Linked DNA regions of Mus musculus: region 1 is linked to region 2. The links are chromatin contacts, found by Hi-C or POLR2A ChIA-PET in ENCODE. All regions are on one chromosome and are shown on one strand. Each heading gives the region's core, a stretch centred on a gene start or an enhancer-like site at or near the end of the contact. The rest is flanking DNA. Distances are from core to core; before and after follow the strand shown. Region 1 overlaps Tns1 (tensin 1). Region 2 overlaps Tns1 (tensin 1).

Region 1 (5,984 bases), core at 484-2,983, 37 kb after region 2:
CCTCAATACACAGATACCTTGAGCAGGAGGAAGCCATGTGAATGGGGCTGTTTGTTACTGCAGCATCTGTTGGCCTGTGCTGACTGATGCATCCACTCTGCCTTTTCTTTACCCTGGAGCTCAAGAGTTGAGAAGTTAGGATCATCTCAACCTCTCTCATAAGCCCCCAAGGAAACACTGTTTGAGCTCAAAATGAGAAGACACGCCTATATCCTATTTCATAGAGACTAAAACTGATGAGCGACAGGAAGGGGTCACCAGGGATGCCCAGGACCCAAATCTCAGGCCTCCTAGACCAGATCTTCCTCTCCATCTCTCGGTGTCATACCTCTGCATTTCTCTTCTCACTTGCTGCCTGTTTGTACTATCTTTCCTTACCCTATCTCCCATCTCTCTCCCCCCAAAAAAGAAGTCAGTCCTTGGACAACCTTACTTCCATAGTCACCCAGACCAGAGACTCCTGGCTGTAGACAAGGGACTCCTCTTAGCTGAGACAGAAGAACTGAAGAGGGTTAGAACTCTCCCTTAAGAAAATATATGGTCTCCTCAGAGCCCAGAAAACCAAGAAAGCTTGGACATCAGACCAAACCCCTGGCCACCTGCCCTGGCTCATCTGGGAACCTCACACAAACAAAATCCAGAAGCAATGGATACTAGCATCCTTGCCATCCTCACTAGGCCTGGGATGAATTTTCTTCTGCCATCACCCTGGTGTCCAGTCAGAGAATCTGCTTCCATGCTCCCACTTAGCCAGCATCAGCCCTGGTTCCCTAATCTTTACTCCCAACAAGTTGATGACCAAGGAGTCAGAGGACATCAAGCAGAGAGTACCAGGGCAAATTGACTTCCTGGCTCCTCAGAAACAGAGGAGCCATCCCCACCCTGTTACTGAAACTTGTTACAGAGAGCAGTGTATTGGAACCCTCTGGAAGAATTTGGACACTGCTCTGTGCAGCATAGGCAAAAACAAAGCTCTGTCCTCACCCTAAGGGGTGCTGGGACCAGGGCATGGGGCTAAGAACTCAAGCCAAGGAACTAATGGGACTCCTGGAGGCTCACATGGTGGTGTCAGCCAAGGCCAAGCTGGCAGCCTCCACACCAACCCTGAGAGAGGTGTGGGCAGATATGAGGAGGAGGGAAGCAGGGGCCAGACAACTCTCCACCACAACCCAGGAAACCCAGGACCCTCACTTCTCCCCAATCAGACACCCAGGGTTGGGCCATCCTTCCCCTCTGGGTCACAGGCTGCGGGGCATGGTGGCTACGTGAAGAAAGAGTTGGCTAAAGCAAAAGAAAACCACTAAGGCAGATCCTAGTCTATTATGTTTACGATTCCACATGAAGAGGACTAAGGGATACAAGCATACAGAGGGAGACATGTGCAGAGAGACGTACAGCAATGGCAGACAGAACCTATTTTCAATATGGGCTCCCATCTCTTTCCTCTGTTCCTTCACTGTCTCCTGCTCCCAGAGTAGGCACAGATAAACCACACTCTCCCCACAACTAAGGGGATAAGAGGTTCCCGCTTCCCTCTTGACCAATAGCCACAAAAAAGGCATCTTTCCTCCTCTGGGCCTCAGCCAGGGGCAGCCCTGGGGTCTCTAGGCCCAGGGGGAATGCAGTCCAGGGGCAGGCAGCAAGGAGCACACAGTCAGAGTGCAGAATAGCTATTCCCTGGCAACCATCCCAGCCTCGGCTCAGTCAGGCCAGGCAAGGAAAGGGACAGCAGAGCCCTGATCTGCCCCCCTATGGGCAGAGGGCCAGCTTTTCTGTCTGCAAATAGGAGCCCCTCTGTCCTGATAGGACCAGCTGACCTTTTAACTGGCCCAAGGTCCTGCCAGCTCCATCTCTTTACTAGGGAATTAGATCATGGGATAAGGGCTACAGAGCCAGCCACGACCTTCCCTTGTCTGTCCTGCCTGTCCTCTGAATCCACCTGCTACCCCAGGTTTCCCTGTCATACCCTGGCCCTCTGTTCTTCTTTCCCTCAGGCTCACCCCATCCATTCCTTCTGGTCCTTAATTATTCTACCTTTGATTCTCTTGGCACTTCAGAGCTCATGAAATATTTTTAAACATTTATCACTGCATTGCATCTGCACCAGGGAGATGGTGAGGCATTAAAAATGCCTTCAAATTGCCAAGTGTTCTTGTTAAAAATGCAAACTTCCCCAAAATGAGAAATGATGAGACTGGCAGCAGCCTCCAAAACAATTGATTCCATCCTCAATTCTACCCCAGGCCCAGGCCACTCCGCCACTCAGAAGATGGGAACTGGGGGCGCGGGGTGGGCCATCTCCCATCTTCAGTGGGAGATGAAGGCCCCTTGAGAGAATACAAGGGCAAACCACCAAACCTGTGGTGTTGCACATATATCCCCTCTCATGGAACCCCTGAATTCTAATCTTCCTTCCCTCCTCCAGCCTCTCTGATAGCTACTGATGTCTGTAGCATGGCTTTCTGAGTAGAGCAGTATAGGAGGCTGCCTGGACGAGGGTGACAGGGGACATCAACACAGAGGTAGACAAGTGAGAGCCCCAGGCTACGTTTTTCCTCCCCAGTTCAACTCCATCAACAAAGGAAGCTTTGGTGGGGGAAGGGGGTTGGCACTGGTATCCTTAAGAAGGCACAGCCTGGGTCTGAGGAGGAAGTCCTAATCTTGCCTTTCAGAAGATCTCAGTTGCCCCAACAGATACAGGGGACCCTCTGACGTTCTGCCATCTTGTAGATGAATCAGAAAGCAAACCTAGGGCCAGAGCCAAGGGGCCATCGCAAGGTCACTTAGCTTCATGTGCTGTCTAGCAAACTCTTTTCAGAGTCTCCACCCCTCATCCCTCCAAACAAACAAACGGACTGCCACAGACTATGGAATACGTTGGTGTTGCAGCCATGTATCCACTCTATGGCTTTTTTTTTTTTTTTTTTTACATCTTGGAACCCCACACTGAGTTCTCAGATACTTTTGCTGGATCTCCATGCAAGTTCTTAGACCCCAAATACTGCTTCTACACATCCATGCTCTGACCTCTAGGAACACAGAGAGTGGCCTGGAGTTACCCGAAGGGCAGGTTCCAAAGAGACGGAACAAAGACTGACAGCTGCACTTAAAGCCACCTCCTCTATGGATACTCCAGAGAACCAAGGTTACACAGGCCAGGGCTGGCCAGTTCATCGAGAGCCTGGCAACAAAGGGTCACCTACCTTCCATGCCATCCTCACGATGCCCACTGAAGTTGTCATAGGAGTCCCAGCGGATGAGGGGGTCAGAAGTGTTATAGTCTACAGATACGCTGGGCCCATTCTCCAGGTGTTCCATGCCTATGGGGAACCAGCAGGAAACAGGAAGAGATTAGCACGTAGTAAAACAAAAGACTAGAGCTCTCCAATGGGTCATCTCTGAGGTACCCACTTGTTTTCTTGTTTTCTAAGGTGGGACAATGACTTGGGTTGCCTGCAGACCCTGGACATCCCAGACTAGGTCATAAGGGTAAATCAGGACAAGGTACCGAAAAGGGAGACCACACACACCACACACATACACACACACACCACAGACACACACACACACACACACACACACACACACACACACATACACACACACATACACACACACACACATACACACACACACACATACACATATATACACACACATATACACACAGACCACACACACATACACATACACACACACAGACACACAGACACACACACACACACACACACACACACACACACGAGAAAGTAAGCACCCACCCATGTACTGTCCTGGGGCAGGAGCAAGGGTCTACCCTGGAGACTGGAGAAGGGAGAAAGGGCAGGCTTATCCTGAACCACCCATAGGTGGGGACAGCAGGGAAATTACAACTGTGACTTTGAAAAGACACAGACTGGAAAGGTCATCCCAGGCCTGCCCCTGTCCCCTACTTTAGACACGCATCTGTAAAAACAGGCCAGTTCTCTTTTACATCCTCAGAGTCAGCACAGAAGCTAGTCAGGCCATTCAAGGTAGCCTATTTTCCTTGCTTGGCAGTCCCTTCTTTAGTCTACCCAGAGTCCCTTTGCCTGTAACCTAACTTCATCTCCTCCCATTCTGTTCTCAAATAAGATGAAGAGCAATTGGACTCTGTTTTTAGAGTCTAGAAGAAGAAAGCCTGTTTATTATTAAACTGGCCTTCAGGTTGAGCCACTTCAGTCCATAAATACCCACAATCCACCCAGCACCCTTGAATGTTCTCTGGAGGTGTCTTCCATCTGCCAAGGCCCTCAGTTTCTGACTATAACAAGATGGTGACCTGAAGGGACCAGAACAGTTTAGTCACCTTGGCGCCTCACTGTCTGCATTTATTCTTGTTATATAGAAAGTAAGGCGCTGGGTCAGGTGTAGCTGGGATCTTTACCTTGGCCTGCTCTAAATCACAAGGAACATCATGTTTACAGAGGGACCGTGTGCGAATGCTGAGAGTGATACAGGGACAGGTGAAGGTGCAGGGGAGGAATGGCAACTTGGTCTATACCTTGAATTTTCTCTGGTCCATAGGAAAAGACAAACTCCACTTTGCCATAGTCAGGAAATCGATCATCTGAAAGAAAAGGAAAAGAGAAAATGGGCCACAGACTCCCAAAGAGTCGGTCATACATGCATACATGGTTAATAATACAATAACATGTCTACATTTGCCTTTTTCACAGAGGAAACTGTACATGCAAAGTGAAAAAAATATTTTGAGATAGCCTCTCATGTAGCCCAGGCTAGCCCCAAACTCATTATGTAGTAAAGGATTGACTTCAACCTCCTGCCCTCCTTCTGCCTCCATCCCTTGAGTATTGAAATTATGGAGATCAGACTTGGGGCTTCCCTCAGACACTATGCTGGCTAGTTTTATGTCAACTTGACACAAGCTAGAGTCACTGGAGAAGAGAAAGCTTCAACTGAGAAAATACCTCCATAAGACTGAGCTGTAAGTAAGCCAGGAGGGAATTTTCTTAATTAGTGATTGATGGAGGAGAGCCCAGTCCATTGTGGGTGGTGCCATCTCTGGGCTGGTGGTCCTGGGTTTTATGAAAAGGCAGGGTGAGTGAGCCATGAGGAACAAGCCAGTAAGCAGCACCCTCTATGGCCTCTGCACCATCTCCTGCCACCAGGTTCTTGCCCTGCTTGAGTTCCTGTCTTGACTTTCTTTGATGATGAACTGTGATGGGAAAGCATAAACTGAACAAACCCTTTCCTCCCCAGCTTGCTTCCAGCTCTGTGGTGGTTTGAATATTCCTGGCCCAGAGAGTGGCACTACTAGGAGGTGTGGTGTTGTTGGAGGAAGAGTGTCACTTTGCGGGTGAACTTGGAGACCTTCCTCCTAGATGCCTAGAAGATAGTCTCCTGGAGGCCTTCCGATCAAGATGTAGACTCTCAGCTCCTCCAACGACATGCCTGCCTGGATGCTGCCATGTTCCTGCCTTGCTGATAATGTACTGACCATCTAAATCTGTAAGCCAGCCCCAATTAAATGTTCTCTGTAAGAGTTGCCTGGGTTATGGAGTCTGTTCACAACAATAGAAACCTTAACTAAGGCAAGCCCCAAGTTGGTCATGGTGTTTTATCACGTTAATAGTAACCCTAACTAGGACAGATATTGGCAAGGCTTCCATTTGTGGGTCTGTTGATTCTCAATGGTTCACCAGACTAGCACCATGCAAGAGGAAACTGGAAACACCCACCCCCATATCATTCTCTCTGTCTCTCCTCAACCTCCTTTTGATTTTGTCAGCTCCACCTTCCTCTCCCCGTCAAGACTGATTATAATCTGTCCTGAAATTCACGAGGCCTCCCGTGTCAGTCCTCCTGGCTTGGATGCAAAGAGTTCTCACAGAACAACCTTTTTACCACATGTCAGAGTATACAGGAGGGCCACCCCTCCTCTGAACTGGCTCCTCCATGCACTCTGCCTGGTCCTCAGCTGGCTTAGATGACCAACCACTCCT
Region 2 (5,262 bases), core at 1,279-3,778:
ACCATCTCAATTAAATATTGATATTGAAATTCTGATTTCTCTATTGAAATGACAATTTTTCAGATTTACTAAAAAGTTACTACAACTGATTTCACTAGCATCCTGACACATAGGGAGTTTTAAATCACAAATGTGTGTGTGTATGTGTGTCTGTGTGTGTCTGTGTGTGTGCCTATGCTGTGTCCACTGGGCATCAGGAACCATGCCCCCCCAGGACTATTGCAGTCCCAGCTTTAGCTTCCTGTATGCCTGAGATAGCAGCCATACATTCAGTCTACCTTCCGTCCCTGTGAAGGACAGTCATACCCCAGGGGATGCACAGCCAGGCTCAGGCAACACTTCCTGCTGGCCTTCCTTCTCCCAGGGACTATTGGACACTCAGGCCAGGCCCTGACAACCTAAGAACTGAGCATCATCCATCTCTACTTTCTTTAGGGCCTTGTGTCCCTTACCACCTGGTATGACCCCATCACTTTCCCTACAGTAACGTCCCCCAATTCCTCTCAAGGCACTTCCCCTATAGAAAGAAACACTGACCAACCCGGGGCACACTTAGCAATTCTCTCTATCTGTTCTTCAGGGAGCAGCCTCTCCAGTGAATACGCTGAGAATGCAAACTAAATGCCCTTCTGGGAGGTCAAGGATGACATGAGAGAGCGTATGTGTATGAGAGAGCACAAGTGACACAGGGTGCCTGAGATGAAGGTGCCTGGATACGGACAGGCGGGGCATCAGAAACAAGAGAGAGGACAGAGGATTTCATACTAGTAGTGCATGGGGAAAAACTGAGTCAGTCTACACAGAAAGTCCCATCATATAGAGCCAGGACCTGCAGTCAAATTCTGGATGCTAAGTCCTAGCCGGTCTCATCCTTAGGTTGAGAGTAGAGGGTAGAGAACACATAGCGATAGAGTAGAGATTGGGGTGAGCTGTGGAGTAAAAAGCAATCAGTCCCAGCCCTTTCCCCACTCCACTGACTCTCCACACACACACACCCCACCCCCGCCCCTAACCCCACACCTGGGACAATCACACAGACTAGTAAGGAAATGTTGAAGAGGGCATGGGGAAATAGGCTTAGCAGGTGCTCTTACCCACACTGTGTGGCGGGCTGCTTGGGGAGGTCCCCTCCATCTCCTCAAAGGCCTCCTTGTAGCTATGCAAATGAGGCTGCCGGGAGAACAGAGGGGGCGAGAGAAGGAAGCTCTGAGGAGAGGTTCCTCCTCAGGTGATACTGGGCACAAGGGCAGCAAGTTTGGCTGCCCACATATTCCCTCTCTAGCTTGACTCTCTACCTCATCCAGGTAAGCCCAAATGCTGACCACTCACTGCCTCAACAAATCCTTATTGGTGGCTAACTAGGGGAGTGGCTGTTTGCAAGTCCATACTAAAACTTAGGCAGAACTCCTTCAGAACAGGGTCACAGAAAAGGGCCTTGCCTCTTCAGAACAATGCCCTAGGCATGAAGTTCTAAGTGAGTCCACCTACATCAGGCTATTTCAAAATGCAGATTCCTGGGTCCTGTAACAGATCTGCTATGCTGGTGCCTCTGCAGAGGCATTTGGAAATGAAAGGGTTAAACACACTCCTTGGCAGTTCTTCTGCCATGGAAGTTCAAGAAACACTGCCTCTGACTACTGAAATTTCTCAGCAATGGAGTGATTTGGGCACAAAGTAAAATATTCTTAGAAGAGCCTTATTTCTGAAAGGCTCAAAAAGATGTTTGCCAGTCTACCTGACCCACTTTGGACTGTAAGTCTTGGGAGTACCGGATGCCACCCCCACGATGCTTGTCACCTCCCTAAAGAACTTTCTTTCTTTGGATCAAGAAGGGACCTTCAGTCTCAGTGTTAAAGCAAAAAAGGAGGGGTACAAATGCTATTGAAGAGAGACCATGGATGAGGGAGGATGCAGGGAGGGGCAAGTCACTCAAGAGGTAACAGCACTTGACTCTCAGGCTCCTGGAGATGCCCAATGGACTCTGCTCCCTGCTGTGAGTCCAGGACTCATCAACTCAAGGACTCACCTCTTTGGGGCGCCCTCCAGGATTGAGGGCAATGGTAAGAGCCAGCTCAGGGGAGACGCACTGGACGGGGGAGCGGACCCCAGGACTACGGGGGGATGTGGCCTCCGGAGACTGGTTTTCATACTGTCCATCACTGGCTGCCCGCCTCCGGAGTGGGCCTGGGGGCTCTGCAGGCTGCCTCTCCCGAGCCTGAACCCCTGGGAGGAAGGGCAGGGTATGGAAAGCAATGAGTAGAATAAAGAATGACATAATCCCACCTAACACCCCCAAACACAAAGGCAGCACCTCAGCTGGGGGCTGAACTGGAGTGGGCCACATCCCCTCAGTCCCCCTCACCATGCCTTCCTGTTCCCAACTTAGCTCAAACCCTAAATTCCCCCCAGTGGGTGGCAGGGGGATTTGCTTAGCTTGGCCTCTGCCTTTAAGAGGAGTCTCTACTCTGCATAGGATTTGGACGGAGAGCACAAAGGACTGATACAAGAAACAGATGTCAGCTCCTTCCAACCCCCAGAGGCAGAAGGCCAGAACTTCCAGAGGAGGGAAGGGAAGGTCTCCAAGGCAACTGCATCAACCAACAAGCAACATGGAGCCTTTGGGAAGGGCTTTTGGAAAGGACTAAACTGCATCATCTTGCACATGGTGCTCCCAGTGGAAAACAAAGGAATGACCAAGTCACGCTCTGGAGTCTCCAACCACAGCAGGCTTCTGTGGTGGTTCTGATCTCAGGGGTCCCCTGGCTTTCAACCAGCACACCCCTGAAACCTCTAAACTAACTCCCCCTACAGCTGCCCTTCAGCAGTCCTCTTCATATCATCATCCGACGGTGGCTGTGGCCACGATGGAGGCCAAGACCCCTACCACATCCTATCCTGGCAGAGGGCAGGCAAAGAAGAGCAAGGGGCTCCGTCTTCCCTGTCCCCACGTCCTGTTCAGTTCACCACAAACGCTGCCCATGTTAGCTTCACCCTGCCTCCTCTCCATCTTCTCTCCCCACAGCTGGCCCAAGGTATGGAATCCATTATTTCACTGTGCTGGCTTCCAGAATCCTAGAATACTGACTTCCCAGGTCTCAGCAGCCAAGGCCCAACCCTGAGGGTGGGAATCCTAGGCCTGATTATCTTAAAGTCTCATCTCTGCCATCATCAACACCAGGACTAATGAAGGGACTAAGGTCACGTGAGCTCGGGACATGAACACACCTCTGGGACCCTCTCCTTAGCCACAGGCAGGAGTGTATGCTTGTACACATACATGTATAAATACACACACACACACACACACAAAATGTTGGCCTTCAGGAATATAGCCAGAACAATCCAGTGGGACTCACCCTTAGGGAACCTAATCCCCTCTCATCCTCTGCAAAGGGATCTGCACAGCCCGCGTGGTCCCCAACCCCTCCCTTGCCACAGCCACACAGTTGCAATGGCCCGCACCACCCAGGTAGCCTTCCTGCTTGATGTAAACAGCAAAGTGCTGGGGCAGAAGCACTTCACTCACACACAGTTACTGTGATGCCCATGCATGGACTCTGGGATGGAGGCTCTGGGGCCTGTCAGAGAATAGCAAGACCAGCTGCCAGTGGTACACGTGATGTACAGAAGGCAGAAGGCACACTAGAGTCTCCAATTTGTGCTGTTAATCAGAGGCAGCTCTCCTACCTGCACAGTAGAAACCAAGACGGACTTCATCCTGTCTGTCCCAAACTTTCTCTGCTCAAATAAGCAAATAAGCCCCTACCTTCAGAATACCCTGATTTCCAGAAAAGAAAAATAGAAGGTGTGTCAGTCCAGAGAAGGGGCTGCCGGGGACATCTACAGAGAGGGGGTGGTTCTGGACAGCTGGAGCCACAGCAGGCTCTGCCAGCAACACTAAGCTCCCAGAACTCGAGCAGCCTCTGGCTTCAATCCCGCTCCTCTTTCCTCCAACCAGGACCTGCCCAGCGCGGGCCTCTGGGAAGTGTGGACCAGCCCTGGCCCTCCTTCTCAGTTTATTCCTGGCAGAAACATTAGAGAGAAGCAGACACAGCCATTGCTTCTCTAATAATGTTGTGACAAAGAGCAACTGGACAAAAGTTCTGGGGGGATGGAACAGAGTTCAGACCCAAGGCAGAGGGAGACATGTAAGAACGGCCTTCGGTTCCAGGGCCACCCCTCACCAGACCGCCACCACCACAGTCTCTGGCAACCTCTCTGCTTTTTCCCTGTTCAGGGGTCCTGTGCTGACTTTTGAAAGGAGATCTGTTTCTGTTGGAGTGGGGGGACAGAACCTTCTCACCCTTCCTTTCCTGGCACTGCCTCAAAGCTCAGGTCCATAGAAGGCAACACTAGAGTAAGACGCAGCCTGTGGTGTGATGAGTTACCAGAAAGGGTAGTCAGGTAGCAAGTATAATTGAATTTTTCCAGATCCCTTCCCTGTCATTGCCAGGATGGCACATGGGAGCATGCTCTGACCTGAGGCAGAGGGATGGACCAAGTGATCTCCAAAAAGTGAGGGGAGTGCAGGACAAAGTTTCCCCTTGAAGAAAAGGAAAGATACCACACACACACACACACACACACACACACACACACATTCCACTGCCATAAGGCTGATCATTCCCAGAGAGTGGTCCATGTCACCAGCAGCCAGGCAGGGCACGCACAGTCTTGGAACACAGTGGCTCACTGTTGTCCCCCTTGGCAAGCCCATCGTTAACCCAGAGTGCTTGCAGAGCTATGGTCCCTCTCTTTAGTCTCTTTCTATGAGAGGAAGCCTGACACAGTAGAGGGGAGACAAGAGAACCTCATTGTTCCTCAGCCAATTGGTGACTCTGGATACCAGCTGACAACCAGGGTCAGAGAAAGAGAGAGCCGGAGAGAGACACAGAGAGAGACAAAAATAGAGAAACACAGAGAGAGGCAAGGAAGAAGCAGAGAGATAGAGAGAAAGGCATAGAGGCATAGAGAAAACAGCCACCTCACACCCCCAAAACTGACTGAATATCAAAAGGGCCCTGCTCCATAAGCAGGCCTTCACTGAGGGCTTTCTCTGTCTCCTGGCTATTCTTTCTCTCTAAGCCTTTGTTTACCACATGGATACAGACAGGAGCACACACACACACACACACACACACACACACACACACACAGACAGAGAGACAGAGAGAGACAGAGACAGAAAGACAAAGAGACAGATAAACAGAGACAGACAGACAGACAGACAGACACAGAGACAGAGAGTGTATATCTTAGCCC

What was found. A loop is a pair of places that touch in the nucleus more often than their neighbours do. ChIA-PET counts read pairs that join two places held with the same protein, here RNA polymerase II (POLR2A).
Region 1: a loop to region 2 is called in a map of left cerebral cortex, with 1.8 times the contacts of the local background. The contact joins two enhancer-like sites. A Hi-C loop is called at or near these places in 5 of 37 maps with a recorded cell type or tissue (CH12.LX, heart and left cerebral cortex). POLR2A ChIA-PET finds 5 or more read pairs at or near these places in 2 of 5 experiments (Patski and embryonic stem cell).

Annotation. Positions count from the first base shown.
Region 1 is chr1:73,977,711-73,983,694 of GRCm38, forward strand. It overlaps Tns1 (tensin 1), which reads right to left. Exons shown (of 33, transcript NM_001289895.2): 17 at 4,523-4,588; 18 at 3,204-3,320. Among named protein-coding and RNA genes, the nearest start is that of Gm39664, 50 kb to the right of the region's middle. Within about 2 kb of position 1,734, at least 3 of the 3 ENCODE cell types and tissues checked have a DNase peak (open chromatin) inside an H3K27ac peak, as active enhancers do; they include heart and left cerebral cortex, where a contact is called at or near this core.
Region 2 is chr1:73,939,884-73,945,145 of GRCm38, forward strand. It overlaps Tns1 (tensin 1), which reads right to left. Exons shown (of 33, transcript NM_001289895.2): 20 at 2,027-2,223; 21 at 1,095-1,170. Among named protein-coding and RNA genes, the nearest start is that of 6030407O03Rik, 78 kb to the left of the region's middle. Within about 2 kb of position 2,529, at least 3 of the 3 ENCODE cell types and tissues checked have a DNase peak (open chromatin) inside an H3K27ac peak, as active enhancers do; they include heart and left cerebral cortex, where a contact is called at or near this core.